2 separate regions of the Mus musculus genome follow, and region 2 is linked to region 1. The links are chromatin contacts, found by Hi-C or POLR2A ChIA-PET in ENCODE. All regions are on one chromosome and are shown on one strand. Each heading gives the region's core, a stretch centred on a gene start or an enhancer-like site at or near the end of the contact. The rest is flanking DNA. Distances are from core to core; before and after follow the strand shown. Region 1 holds the start of Begain (brain-enriched guanylate kinase-associated). Region 2 holds the start of Yy1 (YY1 transcription factor).

Region 1 (5,352 bases), core at 1,441-3,940:
AGGATACAGTAAGCATGTCTGTGGGTGGATGGAGATGGAAGGGCAACCTGGAGACAGAAGAGACTCCTGAGCCTGAGGTGGGAACCAGGTTCCTTGCTGTAGGTTTGGGGAGACAGCAGGAACCTTGCCTGTAAGACCCACAGTGTGGCAAAAGGCACAACCCTGTGACGGTCTCAGGTGTGCAGTGAGTGACCAGAAAGGAGGAAGAGGGACCATGGATGAACGGGCCTCACTGAGACAAATGCTTCGCTGGGGTGGGGTCTCTCCTGCGGCTGGCCAAGTCCAACAATATACTTCTGGAGGAACAGCCGGTCTTCTGCTCCCTAGATGGCACAAGTATGCTGGGACAGTTATGGAACCCTAGTGTCCAGACATCTGGAAAGCTGATGAGGGTTGGGGACAGGAACTGAGGACCAAGGCCTCTACCACACGGGGTAGTGTTCCCCACGTCCACCCCAGCTGAAGACAGGCCTCCTCTAGGAAGTTCCTCCTGGGTTACTATGCTCTGCTGTTCTGAACGCAAAAGCCCTGGGCTCTCAACTGTTGGGATGCTCTTCAGGTGACACCCCTAGGCTTTCCTCTACCTGGGAGAAGGTCAGACATGGATAGGGGCACTGGGCCAGACGAACGATGTGCTCAAATCCTTGATCAGCTTTCTCCTTGCTAGTGGCCTCTGGGAAGGGGCATAACCTCTAAGCTTCCGTTGTACTGTCTGCAAAGGGAGCAGTACCACCTTTCACATGGAGTGTGACAGGGACAAAAGACCCACAGCCAGGGACAGCTGTCTCCCTGTCCCCTCCCACTGGTGGGAGATGAAGGGAGTCTAGTGAGGGAGGGATGAAACAAGACCTTAGGAACAACTCTAGAGTTGAAGGTTGAAGCCTTCCCAAGCAAGCCTGGCCTGAGTCTGAAGACTTCCGAAGTATAGCAGGCAGGAGCCATTGGCCCCTCCCCTTCCTCTCTAGCCATCTGTGCATTGGCAGCAGAGGAGGCAGGGCAGAGGAGAACAGCGTTCTGGCTTCACCTGAGCAGGACCCATCTCTAAGGGAAGGCTACAGCCCAGGGCAGGAAATATAGACAGAACCCAGTTCTATGGGCTACATCTGTGTTCTCTGTTTTTCCCTTCAGGCCTTTGGAGGCCTGTATGGGGGAAAGTAGGACTTTAAGGACTGTTCCATCTCTGTCAGGAGGACCGCAGTGATCAGGATTGGTGGCCCATGCTACCTCTAACTTCAGCATGGGTTAACTCAGATCCCCAGAGCAAGAGACACATCCACAGTGAGTCAGAAGTTAGCATAAGCTGGCCACCGTGGGCCAGGGCTGCCTTCTTGTACCTGCCTCAGTTGTGGTCCATACTCCTAGAGTTAGGAGGAGCATCCTGAGGCTCACTGAACCCTCCCCTTCCACACCTATTACAGAGTAATGTCCCTGGGGAAGATAAGGGACACTCCTAACTTCTACCCCACCCCCACCCCCGTGTCTGCCTGTTCCTCCTGGAGACTCACTTTTATTGCCTCTCTCTCTTCCTTCGCTGTCAGCACACTTTTCCTGTGCTGTCACAGTGCCTGAGTGCACCAGCTACTCCCCTAATTAAAGGAGAGAGAAGCTGCAATGTACACAGCACATAAGGCCGAGGGGTGGATGGTGGTGACAGCCCCGTGACAGCATGGATGTCCTCGCTGCCCCTGGACCGTACACTTAAAGGTGATTAAAATGCTAACTCTTGACATGTATGTTTACCACAGTACAATGTCAACATACGTGCTGTAGTCGCTGCTAGTATCCCCTTATCTCCCTCGGAAACCATTAACACTCAACCGTTCAGCCCACAGGCCCTGAGAGAAGCCAAAGGTAGGCTCTGCTGTCTTTTTCCCCCACCCCAGATCCTTCCTGGCCCCATGTGATTGACTCTACTAGACTGGAAAGATGCTCCCGGGGCAGAAGGGGGACCCTGGTTTCTCGGGACTTATGCTAGTTAGCTTCCATACGTGCTCCAGTTTGGTTGGGACTATCAGCACCACTATGCCAGTGTCTCACCCAGGGCCAGAATAACCTGACAAGTCCTGAGCGCTACTGGGGCCAGAGAGGGATGCTCTACCACAGTCACAGTTGCCCTCCTGAAGTCATGATTCCTTTTGGATTACTTCTTGGAAAGAAGGAGCCCCTCCACTATTATGGAGCTCCCAGACAGAGATTTACAGGCCAGTCTTGGAAGTATATAGGGGGGCTGCTGCAGTTTAAGGAACCCATGACAGGTATGGGGGCTAGGCATCGGCCAGAACTTGAAGGGCAGAGCAGTGGACTACACCCTTGGAAGTCACTGTCCTGTCTGTAAACTGCAAGGTCCCTGAGGGCAGGGACCTGTCTCTCACTGCCAAGTCAGTCCCTGGGGACCTGAGTGGCCGGTACACAGCAGGTACCTACTAAATGCTGGTACCCCACCCCCAAGCAGGGCCCGGGACACAAGGCGTTGCACCCCACACTCCTCCATTCATGCCCGCCGCCATTCATGCGCGCGGGACTCATTCACCCCGCGCGCCGCCATTCCGCGCCCTGTGCGCCCCGCGCCCACCACGTGCGCCCTGCCCGGCGCGGCGCGGGGAAGCGCCGGAGCAGCCGCGGCTGCGCGGGGCCGGGGCTGGCGGGGAGCCGGGCCGGGGGCGGGGGGCGGGCGCTCCCTGCGGGAAGCGGGGCGCTGGGGAGCCCCGGCCGCGGGCTCGGGCGCGCAGAGCCGGGGCCATGTGGACGGGTGGCCGGCGGCCGGGCCGGCTTCGCCGGGCGGTGAGTACCCGAGAGCCGGGCTGGCAGGGCGCGGGGCGGGGCTGGGCGGCGGGCACCACGCTGGGGCGGTCCCTGCGCGCGCCCGCGGCGGCCCTGGGTGGCGCCGGGGCCCGGGGCCCTCGCGCGGGGCGGGGCGGCCGGGCCTCCGCGGCTGCTTTGCGCGTGCGGCCTGAGGACTTGCGGAAGGCGGGTGTAGGGGGCCCGGCTGAGCCCACCCCGTTCGGGGGGCGGCCCTGGAGAGGCCGCAGAGCCGGAAGGAGACTGGCCAGGGACCGCTTCCCGAGCGTGGGCCGCGCGTGGGCCCGCGCATGCCTCGGGCACCTTCATCTCCGGCCGCCCTAGCAGGCCGCCAGCAGTCCTCCCCATGGACAGGCGAGGAAACTGAGGCTGGGCAGGCAGGGCCACTCTGCAGGCGCTGACCTGCTCACAGAGCCCCTGCACGTTGGCTGGGAATTTCTGCCCCTAGCATTTCCGTTTCCTGCCTGGTTTAGAGGTGTTTCATTCCTCGTGTGTGCCCACCCCATCAGAACAAGGTTCCTTTGGGGCAAGAGCTGCGTGGGCGACATCTCGGAATCTCCTGAGGGAGCAGGATGGGAGCTGGGAAGGTCCCCTGGAGCAAGGGCTGGCTGCAAGAGACAGACAGGAGCCATGCAGGTGTGCAACCCTGATGCCCAGGGTTGGTCCACCAGTGCAGTCCCTGGGCACATGTGGGGGACATCATCTTTCTGGATTCCCTTATCCTGAGGTCCCAATACCCTGGGCCCCTGGAGGCCATGGGATGCTCTCTTAGGTTCTCTGGGCCTCAGTTCCCCCACTGTCCAGGAGTAAGTGGTCTTTGCTACTCTCAAGTCTAGGCTATGAGAAGGTCTCTAGGAGGAAGCCCCTTTTCTGTGCTGTGTCTGGGCAGCCCAGTAGGGCAAGTGGCCTTTGGGGACGGCTCTGCCTGGCATCTGTGACAAGCAGGGCGGGGAGGCAGCAGCAGGGCCTGGCAGCCTCCTGCAAACCCTTAATTTTCCCACAGCTCACTATAATCAGGGCGGCTCTGGAAAGCAAGCACAGTGGCAGATGCAGGCGCAGGGCGAGGGGCTCCTGAGCAGCACCAAGGACCCTCCCAAGTTCCTGTCTCACATGTGTTCATTCCTGTGGCCTGCTCTGTGTGCTGGCTCCTGAGTAGTGAAGTGGGAAGTCAGGGATGCCTGGGGCCATGGCCTGTAAGAACTTCTCATAGGCTGGAGGTCAGGTGAGGGACCCACATAGGCCAAGAGCAGAATTCAGTGTGAAGCAGTCCGGACAAGGACTTACTTTCTCTTTCTCTCTCTGTCTCTCTCTCTGTCTCTCTCTCTGTCTCTCTCTTCTCTCTCTCTCTCTCTCTCTCTCTCTCTCTCTCTCTCTCTCTCTCTCTCTCGGCCTTGAGCATCTGGTTGGCCTGCAGTGGCTGCCATTTATAGAATACTGACTGTGTACTGGGTATCGTCATTAGCACCATCCCCGTAGCAGCATCCCGGAGAGTGAATGGACGGATAAGTGAATGAATGAGTGGATGGGAGAGAGGGACAGCAGTCAGTCAGCAGGGCTTGGACACAGTCCACAAGAATTCCCCACAGCTTCCAGGAGAAGACCCACAGGCTAAGCTGGGGGAGATGAAGTTAGCACTGGGTTAGCAGGAAGAGGCTTGCAGGGAGTGAGAAGGCGTGAGTCTGAGAACCACAAAAAGCATCCTGCAGAAATGTTCAGTCAAAGGCCAGGGCAGCCCTTCCAGTTTAAGACTCTGATGGTCAGAGCTGCAAACTGTGTTGGTCCACAGTTGTCCCAGGGTCCCCTCTCACCTCCCATCCTGCCTCAGAACTCGTCATGTGACTAATGGAGAACTTTGGACAGGGTTTGAAGCCCTAGGTTCCAGTCTCTGTTCTGGGCTGATTTGCTGTGTGACCTCTACAGAGCCTGGTGTCAGAGGTCAAGCCCCTAGGACAGCCTGAGGAGTGACTCAGAGCAGTCCCCAGCAGGTGACTGGTGACTGGCAGCTGGATGGTGCTATCCCTGTTGGGTCAGTCTTAGGAATGGGCAGATGGGTGAATGGGTTGAGGCATCCTCTCTGCTCACCTTGCATAGTTTCTTTGGACGCACACTATCACTTAGGCAAACCAGCCTTCAGGAGCTCATGGTCTAACGAGAGATGTAGATCCTAGCCAGCATAGCAGGGAATGGGAAGGTATTTCTATGTCCTACTAATCAAGAAGAGGCCAACAAATGAGCCTGGGAGTCAGCATGGTGCTTCAGAGGGAATCTCCTTCAGGAATGCAGCAGCTATCCAGCCCTAGGCTGAGCCAGTGAGCTGAAGTTGTGTCCGATCAACAAGCTTTGAACTAGGTTGGGAAATGGGGTAAGAAGAGAAGTGAAGAGACCATAGGTCATACGTTGGTGCATGCTGAGATGGAGGGGAGGGGAGATGGTACTGATGGGAGGGGCAGCGAGGTACTGATGGGAGTATGTATCAGGACAGACCAGTAGTAGGTGAGTAGAAAGCTGGAGAGATGGATGGAGGGGAGGAAAGCCTGGTGGTTATAAGAGAAA
Region 2 (5,352 bases), core at 2,138-4,637, 270 kb after region 1:
CAGTACTTTGCTACTGTTTCATTCAAACTATGACCCCCACACAGAATGCTGTCACTGTTCAGAGGACAACAAGCACAAAAACAAAGAGACCTACAAACCCAAGTATCTGGTTTCTACAAATTTCTACTAAAATGTGCTAGCAACAACAAACCTCCTAGAGAGGTACAAATAACTAGTGTCTTAAGATGACTCAACATTGTTGCTGTGCTATGCTGTCTTCTATCTTTTATTTTATACTCAGGAAACAGAGACAGGCTGAGCTCTTCAGGCCAGCCTGGTCTGTAGCTTGAGTTCCAGGACAGTCAGGAACATAGGAAAACCCTGTCTGGAAAAACAACAAAAAACTACCCACATATACTATCTTTATAAGAACTGCTAAGTTTGAGGCTTATGTAAATCTGTGGCATCCTAGTTTAATTAATCTAATGCACTAATTTAATAAACTTATATATACTGTGGAGTTGCAACTCAAGCCTGGGATCAAGTGAAGTCTATTCCTACCACAGCAACATACAAGACACATTTACACTTAACTTAGCTAATCTGTTTATATTTCTTCACTTATTGCAGTCTTAATTTAGTTCTGAAGATTAAATTATTTGCAGAATCTGAACTTGAGACACACATAGTTAGTTGACCACACCACTTAGCTTCTTTTTGGTAATAAGTGCAAGCCACAAAGGCAAGGAAGATGGATCATTTACCACAAGACATTTCTGAGGAAATAGGCCATCCCTTGCTCTTGACATCAAATATTGATAAGCACCATTTTTGCAGACTACTCAGTAACACACTAGACAATTAAGGGTTTGAAGAAATAGCTACCAAAATGCCCCCAAGCTGCTCTACGTGCCCTTGTAAGCAAGCAGCCAGTCACACAAGTAAAGACTAAATGCCAACTAAATTGTCAATTAACCCACCTTAGCCAGGCCCTTCACTTTCTCCCCTGAACTAAACATACACGATTCATCAACACCACACTTGACGAAGTGTTTTTCTGTCTAGAAAAGCAAACTAACAACTTGGTAAGATCTAATGTCAAACATCTGAATCAAGCTATTTTATAACGTAAGTTTTTTATATAGTTAATGAACTCGGTACTCCAAATGTGGTAAATTCATCCAAAGTTCGAAACCTGCTTTCCTTAATTTCACTCTTATTAAAAGTGAAAAAAACAAGCTTTTAAAGATCTCAGCATGCAAACTACCGTTAGCAACCAAAAAAATGTGTTGAAGGCACTGGATAACTTTTAGGGACTGGCTAGTTACATAGCATACAGCTCCTGATAACCTACCGTGCAGATAATAACCAGGGATTCATTCAGCGAGGAACAGCGCCCTGAGCACTTCCTATTAGATTTCTATAGGACGCTCTTCTCCTTCCTGAACCACAGACCCATCAAGCTTACGTCACTTGGATACTACCATAGATTAGCTTTTCATCTATTTCACTCGTTTCCCAAAATTTTAACATTTTAATAAACTACACATCAAGGCTCAAGTTATGCTTTCAAATTCATCAAATTTAATCACTAGGGCTACATGAACTAGGTATGGTGAGATTATTCTGTCTAGTAGTAGTTTCTTAACAATAAAGCTGACTAGCTTGTTAACACAGTACTAGGATAAAGTGAACAGTCAACAACAGCCTTTCCAGGGCTCTACCTTGAGTTTACTCATGCGGGGAAGGAACTCTTCGGTGCCCTACACAGGCTTCCTGACTTTCGCTAAAAGGCGTATTAAATCAGTAAAACAAATTATCCACTTTTTTTATTCTTTTCGTGGGGGAAAACAAGACCAGAGATACTGATAACTAAGCGATTTTTATTAGTTTGTTGGCAAATATCCTAAGCTGTGTAAACCAGCCCAGTCTGTCTGCATAGGGCCCACGACTTAAAAAACAAAATTCACAACGCGTAAAGGCCGCTGAAATGCTGTGGCTCTTCCTTCCCCTAACTCCCGTTCTAGGTCGATCAGGCGAGGAGCGCGTTGGCAGCGCGGGTGACAGGTTCCAACGGCCGCCGAACCCGCACACGAGCGCCCTACGTGCCACCCAAGTCCCGCCCCGCAGCGGCGACGGCCTGGGCCAGCGTGACCGCGGGGCAGCTGCGGCGGGGCTATGCGCCGCCCGCTCCGGGAAGGGCTTCGGGGAGACGCTTCGCGTCCGAGGGGGCCGAGCTGAGCGGAGCCGAGCGGGGCGGGGCCCCGACAGCCCCCGGGGGACGGCGGGGGAGCGGCGCGCGTCCGCCCTGCGCCACGGCCCTGTCAACGCCCGGCGGGTGGTCCGGCGCGGGGCGGCGCCCTCAACCGGCCCCGCCGCACGTCCGTTGGCTCGGGCGTGGAGGGGCGCTGGCCCCTCCCTCCCCGCCCGCCGCCCCAGCCCGCTTCCGCTCGCACAAACTACGCCATTGCGGCCTAGCCGGGCGCCGCCCCTCCCCCGCGCCGCCATCTTCGCGGCCCGCCGCCCCCGCCATCTTTTGGGGCCGCCATACTTGCCCGGGCGGAGAAGATGGCGGCGCCCATCACACACATAAAACATGGCTTCCCTTCAAAACAAAAACATCCCGAGCGGCGGCGCGCCGCCTGCACTCACCCGAGGACCACATGGTGACCGAGAACTCGCCCTCCAGGGTCTTGATCTGCACCTGCTTCTGCTCCCACTTCTTATTCCCCGGGTCGGCGCCGCCGCCGCCCGCCGCGCCGGCCCCGCCGCCCAGGTAACTCTTCTTGCCGCTCTTCTTGCCGCCGCCCTTCTTCACGCGACCGCCGCCCGACGAGGCCCCGCCGCCGCTCTTGCCGGCCGCCGCCACGGTGACCAGCGTCTGCTCTATGTAGTCGTCGTCGCCGCCGGCCGGCGCGGGCACCGGGATGAGGATCTGGTCCTCGAAGCCGTCCTCGGCGCGCAGCCCGTCCGAGTCGTCCCCGCCGACCACCTCCTCGCGCGTCTGCACCAGGATCACCTCCTGGTGGTGGTGCACTTGGGTCGGGTCGTCCGTCACCAGCGGCTGCAGCGCGATCATGGGCGGGTGGTGGTGGTGGTGGTGGTGGTGGTGATGGTGGTGGCCGGCGTGCCCGTGGCCGCCCCCGCCGCCGCCGTGGTCGCCGCCGCCGCCGTCCTCGTCGTCGTCGTCCTCCTCCTCCTCCTCGCCCACCACCGTGGTCTCGATGGTCTCCACCGGGATGGTCTCCACCTCGATCTCATGCAGCTCCACGATCTCGGCCGGCATCTCCGAGCCGTCCGTGGCGATGTAGAGGGTGTCGCCCGAGGCCATGGCTGAGGGCTCCGCCGCCACGGCCGCCGCGGCAGGCGGCCTCGGCTCCTGGGCTGCGGGAGGGAGGGCGGGCGGGCGAGGAGGCGGCCGGCCGTGGGGAAGGAAGGCAGAGGGAGGAAGGCAGCGGGCGGGCGGGGGGAGAGGGGGCGGGCGGCGGGGGAAGGGGCGGGCGCGGCGGCCGCGGGGCTTCCCCGCCTCCCGAGATCGGTGCGCCCCGCGCTGGCTCGCTCGCTCGCTCGGCCGCTGCCTGTCCTGCTTCCCCGCCTGCCTTCGCCTCGCCTCGGCTGCCTGCCCTGGCTGTGGCCGCGCCTCCTCCCGCCCTCCGGGCCGGCGTTACGCTGCCCCCTGCCTCCTGCGCCTCCGCCTCCTTCCACACAAATACCAACTCCTCAACCCCGAGCCCAGATCTCGCCGCCGCCGCCGCCGCCACACTCTGCTCCGGCTCGGCCTCGCGAGACTTCCGCGGGGCTCTCGGCCCCGCCCCGTCCCCGATTCCCCACTCGCTGTTCCGGCTCTCGCTCCTCCCTCGCTACCAATCGCAGGGCCCCTCGAGGCGCCGGGGCCCCGCCTACTCCCAACCAGGGTCCTCCCGATTGGGGGGGCCCCCGCTGGGGTAGGGGGCGTGGCGGCCCGCACGCGCGCTGGCTGGCCCCCCCGGCGCGTGACGTCAGCTCCGCGCCGCCGTCGCCTTACGGCGCTCGGCGTCGCGCGAACCCCGGCGTCCGCGGTGCAACAGTGACAAAAGTGCCGCTCCGGGGCCCCAGTCGCTGACAGGAGTGGGGCGTCGGCGCTGCGCCTTACGCCTCGGGAGCCGGCGAACTTTCCGCGCGACCCAGGCGCACGGTAACGAGCTGGGGTGAAGGGGGGCGCGCGCCTGGGGCTGGCGTGCTGCCGGCGGGGCGTGCGACCGGCGGCCGCGTGGCCGCAATAAAGTCTGCTCTGACGAGAAACGCCTGTGCTTGATTTTTGGTTTCCCGTTCGTTTTGCCTTTACTCGTTACTCGGGGTCTCGTGCGGTAGCGGCACGGACGGCGTAGCCGACCGTGTGCTGCCACGGGCTCTTTGGTCGCGTGCCGGTGGGCGGCGCGCGAAGGCGACCGCGGCAAGCGGAAGCGGCGCGCGCAGCCTAGGGTTCACCGTTGGAAGTGTGTCCGTTATTCTTTTATGACCCGCGGAAACCGGAGACCCAGCCGTTGGGTGCCTGTTGGAACGAAGGGTCTGGCTGCTCCTGTCGAGCGACTCCACTATTGTAGCTTTCTGAAAACTCCCTTCTATCTTTGAATAACTTGACACAGGCTTCGCCTATTCCTCGCTCATAAACATTCCTTTTGCCGAAAAGGACTATTTAAAAATATTCCTTTTAAATAGTCTTTGCATTTAGCTCTTTGAAAATTCCATGTCTTTTGTGATTTCCCTATTATAAGTAACAGCTTAGGTTTTCCTTGTTCAAATCATCAAATTGCTTAAGATACATTGTAGTGAAGTGTTTCTTCTGTGCTTCCTTTCGATAGACCAGGTGTGGTTTAAAGCAACATAAAGTTAGATTGCCTTTTTTTTTTCCAAGAACCGAAAATTTGAGCCAAGTGTATCTTATTTGTTTCTTAGATTTAACGGTCAGCTTCATCTGTTGAATATTCTGGATTACTTTTATCTACCGGAGTTGTTAGTGTTGAGGCAGGAGAGTATTCTAAATGCATTACATGCATCTTAGGCCAAACTTAAACAGTTGGGCATCTTATAATTTTAAACATACTTAGCAAGGTGTCCTTGTGCAGGTTTTTAATCTTTGGAGAGGGAGGTAAGTCAGGAGTTTAAAGCCAGCCTTGGCTACGTGTATAGTTTTCTGAAATACCTCGTTTCTAGGTTAACTACATAGCCCCCTCTATCCCAAAACTTTCTTCTGCTCCTGATTCCTAGGTTTGAAGATACACATTTGTGCTACAACATCTTACCTTGAATCCCTTAATCTCGGCATGAAGACAAATGATTATTGACATGCATTTTAAAGGGCATTTCTTGCCGGGCAGTGGTAGCACACGCGTTTAATCCCAGCACTTGGGAGATAGAGGCAGGTGGATTTCT

What was found. Hi-C counts contacts between places; a loop is a spot of excess contacts on that map. ChIA-PET counts read pairs that join two places held with the same protein, here RNA polymerase II (POLR2A).
Region 2: a loop to region 1 is called in a map of v-Abl transformed pro-B cells, with 4 times the contacts of the local background. The contact joins the promoter of Yy1 here to the promoter of Begain in region 1. A Hi-C loop is called at or near these places in 1 of 37 maps with a recorded cell type or tissue (v-Abl transformed pro-B cells). POLR2A ChIA-PET finds 5 or more read pairs at or near these places in 1 of 5 experiments (embryonic stem cell).

The regions. Positions count from the first base shown.
Region 1 is chr12:109,065,555-109,070,906 of GRCm38, reverse strand. It overlaps Begain (brain-enriched guanylate kinase-associated), which reads left to right and starts at 2,690. Exons shown (of 7, transcript NM_001163175.1): 1 at 2,690-2,781. The coding sequence starts at 2,740.
Region 2 is chr12:108,791,332-108,796,683 of GRCm38, reverse strand. It overlaps Yy1 (YY1 transcription factor), which reads right to left and starts at 3,387. Exons shown (of 5, transcript NM_009537.4): 1 at 2,593-3,387. The coding sequence starts at 3,271.